2 separate regions of the Homo sapiens genome follow, and region 1 is linked to region 2. The links are chromatin contacts, found by Hi-C or POLR2A ChIA-PET in ENCODE. All regions are on one chromosome and are shown on one strand. Each heading gives the region's core, a stretch centred on a gene start or an enhancer-like site at or near the end of the contact. The rest is flanking DNA. Distances are from core to core; before and after follow the strand shown. Region 1 holds the start of DCDC2 (doublecortin domain containing 2). Region 2 holds the start of ALDH5A1 (aldehyde dehydrogenase 5 family member A1).

Region 1 (2,700 bases), core at 12-2,511, 140 kb before region 2:
GAGTGAGCTCAAGAGCTGGGAATAAGGACCCCTGCCCTTGAAGGTCTAATCACGTTGCTGGAGACAGACAGTCGACAAATACAGTCAGCCAGTAAACTCTTCCTGCATTATGCTAACAGCATAAACATGCAGGGGGTGGGAGCAGGGTCACAAAAGTGAGTGTTGTCAATTCTACTTGGAATGAAAGGTTGAAATAATTTAAACAGTACGGGAAATGCAGAGCAATTTTCTCCTCTGGTGACAATATAGTGTCCAACACTTGGAAGTGATTTTTAAGAATGTTTATTTAAATTAAAAGGATGGATTTCCAAGGAAAAAAAATAAGGAAAAGGAAAGAAAAAACTGAACAGAAAACGCAAAAGTATCAGTTTGGTCACTAACCTTTGCAAGGATACCTTTTTATTTTCTTTAAGATTCCTGTTGTTTATACACAGATTTTAAGTTTACTCCTACTGCTGACCCAAGTGAAATTCCTTCTCCAGTCACAGTGTCAACCTCTACCCCCCAACTGCAACGAGAGTTTTGAGGGGCATCAATCACACCGAGAAGTCACAGCCCCTCAACCACTGAGGTGTGGGGGGGTAGGGATCTGCATTTCTTCATATCAACCCCACACTATAGGGCACCTAAATGGGTGGGCGGTGGGGGAGACCGACTCACTTGAGTTTCTTGAAGGCTTCCTGGCCTCCAGCCACGTAATTGCCCCCGCTCTGGATCTGGTCTAGCTTCCGGATTCGGTGGCCAGTCCGCGGGGTGTAGATGTTCCTGACGGCCCCAAAGGGTGCCTGAACGCCGCCGGTCACCTCCTTCAGGAAGACTTCGAAGCTGGACACCTTCTTCTCATGGATGACGACGCGGCGCCCCGCGTAGAAGGGGTCCCCGTTGCGGTACACAAGCACGCTCTTCACGACGGGCTGAGACAGGTGGCTGGACCTGGCGCTGCTGCCGCTCATCTTCCCCGCTGGCCGCCGCCTCAGCTCGCTGCTTCGCGTCGGGAGGCACCTCCGCTGTCCCAGCGGCCTCACCGCACCCAGGGCGCGGGATCGCCTCCTGAAACGAACGAGAAACTGACGAATCCACAGGTGAAAGAGAAGTAACGGCCGTGCGCCTAGGCGTCCACCCAGAGGAGACACTAGGAGCTTGCAGGACTCGGAGTAGACGCTCAAGTTTTTCACCGTGGCGTGCACAGCCAATCAGGACCCGCAGTGCGCGCACCACACCAGGTTCACCTGCTACGGGCAGAATCAAGGTGGACAGCTTCTGAGCAGGAGCCGGAAACGCGCGGGGCCTTCAAACAGGCACGCCTAGTGAGGGCAGGAGAGAGGAGGACGCACACACACACACACACACAAATATGGTGAAACCCAATTTCTTACATCATATCTGTGCTACCCTTTCCAAACAGCCTAATTTTTCTTTTCTCTCTTCTTGCACCTTTACCCCTCAATCTCCTGCTTGCTCCCAAATTAAAGCAATTAAGTTCCTGGATGTAGTTGCCCAGGTTTTTCTTTGCTGGAAGATAAATGTGCAAAGCCAGATGCGGTGGCTTACGCCTGCAAATTCCAGTACTTTGAGGGGCCCAGGCGGGAGGGCTGCCTAAGACCAGGAGTTCTAGACCAGCCTGGGAAACACAGGGAAAGCCCCCGTCTCTATAACGCGCCTGTGATCCCCTGAGGCAAGGAGTTTGAGACCAGCCTGACCCGGTCTCTACAATTAAAAAAAAAAAAAAAAAAAAAAAGTAGGTGGGCAGGGTATTCGCCTGTGGACCCAGCTATCTCGGAGGCTGAGGCGGGAGGATTGTTTGAGCCCAGGAGGTCGAGGCTGCAGTAACCTATGATTTTGCCACTGCACTCCAGCCTGGGCGACACAGCAAGACCCTGTCTTAGAAAATAAAATATATATTTTTTTTATATATATATTTTATATATTTTATTTTATATATATTTTATTTATTTATTTATATATTATATATTTTTATATATAATATATAAAATATATATTTTATATATTATATATAAATATATATATTATATTTATATATATATTTATATATTATATATAATATATATAATATATATGTATTATATATATTTATATATATAATATATTATATATTATATATATTATATATTATATATTTTATATATTATATATTATATATTATATATTATATATTTTATACATTATATATTATATATTATATATTTTATATATTATATATTTTATATTTTATATTTTATATATATTATATATTTTATATATCATATATATTATATATCATATATTTTTATATATTATATATTTTATATATTATATATTATATATATTATATATTTTATATATATTATATATTTTATATATTTTATATATTTTATATATATTTTATATATTTTATATATTATATATATTTTATATATTATATATTTTATATATTTTATATATTTTATATATTATATATAATATATATTTTATATTTTATATATATTATATATTTTATATTTTTTATATATATTATATATTTTATATTTTTATATATATTATATATTATATATATTTTATGTATATTATATATTATATATATTTTATATATTATATATTATATATATTTTATATATTATATATTATATATATTTATATATACTATATAGTATATATATTTATATATACTATATAATATATATTTTATATATAATATATTAT
Region 2 (2,700 bases), core at 60-2,559:
GAGCAAAATAGTGTGAAATTGATTAAACTCTACTGTTATCACTTCTGCCATATGTGACTGGCTCAAAACTCAATGGATCTGACTCAGCAAAAGACAAAGTCAAAATTTAAAGTTACTGCCTCGGCATTTTGCAAATGTCCTAGAAAAAAATTCAACGTCCTAGAAAAAGGTGAAAGCTAGCAAGATACTCTCAACGCTGTAGGAGTTGAGAAAGGGAGATATGTAACCTAAAATCAATGCATAGGGCTGGGCTTCATTTGCACCCACAAATTCCCAGCATACGCCTGCTATTTTTATTTTTATCCTCATTAGGTTTTAAGCTTCCCTGCTGCTTTCAGAGTCTTAAGCCCAAGTCTAATTTTTTAACGGATGAAGAATGCTGTTTAAAGGTGCTCAAATACCTTGGTTGGATAGTATGCTCAATCCTTATACCTTGGTTGATTCAATTTTGACAAATGCTTCCATTTACTAGTTGGTGACCCAACTTTAATCTTACTAGTGGCTTGACTAGGGTAGCTAGTATGACTTTGAACGCTATATTGAATTTAATGTGGCAACTGTAATGAGCATTTTACGTTATCTCACAACAAAATGGGGTAGATATGGTTCTATTTTATAAGTGACTGGACTAAGGTTAACCTGTCGGTCACACAGCTTGTCGGCAACAGACTTGAGTTTGGATCCTAGTCTGTTTATTTCCAAAGCGCTGTTATTTATCGGGAGCAACCCTAGGAGAATGCCTAGACACACACCCAAAAAAGCAGCCAGGCAGCAGAACGCGGGGTCACACTTCGACCCCTCAGAGAACGATCGCTCCCAATCAATACTACGTGCTCAGGAGCTACAACTGAAGAAGCGTGATCACGGCCTTGGCATTTAGGGCAGGCACCAGCGCATCTATGGACCGCGCACAAATTCCGGGGATGCCGAATTTGGGGGATGCTAAGGGGAGAGAGTGGGTCTCTAGCAGCGATTGGGGGCTCAGGAGCAGTTAGTGACAAATGAGCACCCGAAAAGTGAAAAGGTGACAGCAGTCCGCAGGTGCATCTACTGGCGAGCCTTCTCCATCCCCGAACCCAACCCTCCCCCGGGAGAAGGTCGCGCCAGGAGAGAAGCCGCGCGGCGCTTAGGGCAAGGTGCAGAGGGCGGCGCGGCGGTGCAGCGAGAAAGACGCGGAGAGAGGGCGCTGCTCTGTGGCTCTGCAACCTTCCGCCAGCTCCCACGCTTTCCCCGCGCGTCCCCGGCGCCTCCTCGCTCCTCTTGCTTCCCCGCGACCCCTGCGTTCCCGTGCGCGCGCGCCCGCTTGCCTGTTTCCTGTCGCCGTCGTTGCCCGGGCCATGGCGACCTGCATTTGGCTGCGGAGCTGTGGGGCCCGGCGCCTCGGGTCGACGTTTCCAGGCTGCCGCCTCCGCCCCCGCGCCGGCGGCCTGGTCCCTGCCTCCGGGCCTGCGCCCGGCCCGGCCCAGCTCCGCTGCTACGCTGGGCGCCTGGCGGGCCTCTCTGCGGCGCTGCTGCGCACCGACAGCTTCGTGGGCGGCCGCTGGCTCCCGGCCGCCGCCACCTTCCCCGTGCAAGACCCGGCCAGCGGCGCCGCTCTGGGCATGGTAGCCGACTGCGGGGTGCGAGAGGCCCGCGCCGCCGTGCGCGCTGCCTACGAGGCTTTCTGCCGCTGGAGGGAGGTCTCCGCCAAGGTGAGAGAGCCCGGATGCAGGGGGCCAGAGCTGGCCGGGGACACGGCGGGGAGCAGAGGGGGCTTTACCCCAAAGTGACACCAGCCGCGTCGCCTCCCTCCTGTGCTCAGTTCCCCAGGGTATACAAAGTGGAAAGTCAGAGCAACAAGGGAGACGACCGACAAATAAGTTTGGAGCTTCCACTTTGAGCCGGGCACTAGGGACACGACCCCTGCCCTCAAGCCTCATCAAGTTATGCACTGCCCAGTAGGGGAGGCAGAACGTGAGCGCCTAATACAAGCGAGCTGCTTGTTATGGTCAACAAGCCTAACCGTGGAGGGGCGGGGAGAAAGGGGAGGGGTGTCAGGGAAGTGAGAGCACGTGTGGCCCTTCAGAGTAGCTGAAATATCTCCGCAGCTGCAGGGAGCCCACGCAGGAGGCTGCTTCAGCGGCCCTTGAGAAGGCTGGTAGTGAGGGCCCCTGGCCAGAATCATGGGATCGGAAACGGAGAGAACTGTAGAAAGATTTGGGTTTTGTGCAGGGGAAGAGAGAAATCCAGGAGCGTTCTCCAGGTTTTCACCCTAAATGGATAAATGCTGCTATTGGCCATTGCATAGAGAACACTGGAGAATTGGGAGTAAGGGGTGGAGGGCCATTAAATGGGAAGAATAGAGTAAGAAGAAAACTAAGAAAGTAGTTTCTTCCTTCTAATATTATATTATTAAACCTGGAGTCAACGCAGTGAAATTTTTTACCGTGTCCTTCAAAGCTCTCCCTCTGAAGGAATGCATCCAGCGATCCCTACGAGTACAAGAGAGTCTTAGCACTCATTCATCCATCAGCTGTTTACTGAGCACCTGCTGTATGCCCTGCACTGTTGGAGGTGCTTGGGATACCTCAGTTAAACGAAAGAAGGATTCTGCCCTTATGGAGCTCACATGGGGTGGAAGGGGAGCAGAAGAGAGATCAGAACTCTAAACAACAAACATAATATCTAAGCAAATAAGTATGTGAGAGATGCTGAGTGCAA

The links. Hi-C counts contacts between places; a loop is a spot of excess contacts on that map. ChIA-PET counts read pairs that join two places held with the same protein, here RNA polymerase II (POLR2A). Pooled maps may share reads with other maps.
Region 1: a loop to region 2 is called in a map of naive thymus-derived CD4-positive, alpha-beta T cell, with 13 times the contacts of the local background. The contact joins the promoter of DCDC2 here to the promoter of ALDH5A1 in region 2. A Hi-C loop is called at or near these places in 1 of 168 maps with a recorded cell type or tissue (naive thymus-derived CD4-positive, alpha-beta T cell) and 11 of 50 pooled maps. POLR2A ChIA-PET finds 5 or more read pairs at or near these places in 2 of 52 experiments (CD4-positive, alpha-beta T cell and WTC11).

Annotation. Positions count from the first base shown.
Region 1 is chr6:24,356,798-24,359,497 of GRCh38, forward strand. It overlaps DCDC2 (doublecortin domain containing 2), which reads right to left and starts at 1,262. Exons shown (of 10, transcript NM_016356.5): 1 at 661-1,262. The coding sequence starts at 953. KAAG1 (kidney associated DCDC2 antisense RNA 1) reads left to right here and starts at 106. Exons shown (of 1, transcript NR_174942.1): 1 at 106-1,488.
Region 2 is chr6:24,493,660-24,496,359 of GRCh38, forward strand. ALDH5A1 (aldehyde dehydrogenase 5 family member A1) reads left to right here and starts at 1,310. Exons shown (of 10, transcript NM_001080.3): 1 at 1,310-1,691. The coding sequence starts at 1,338. It also overlaps a transcript of GPLD1 not described here. RefSeq lists a silencer at 1,316-1,705.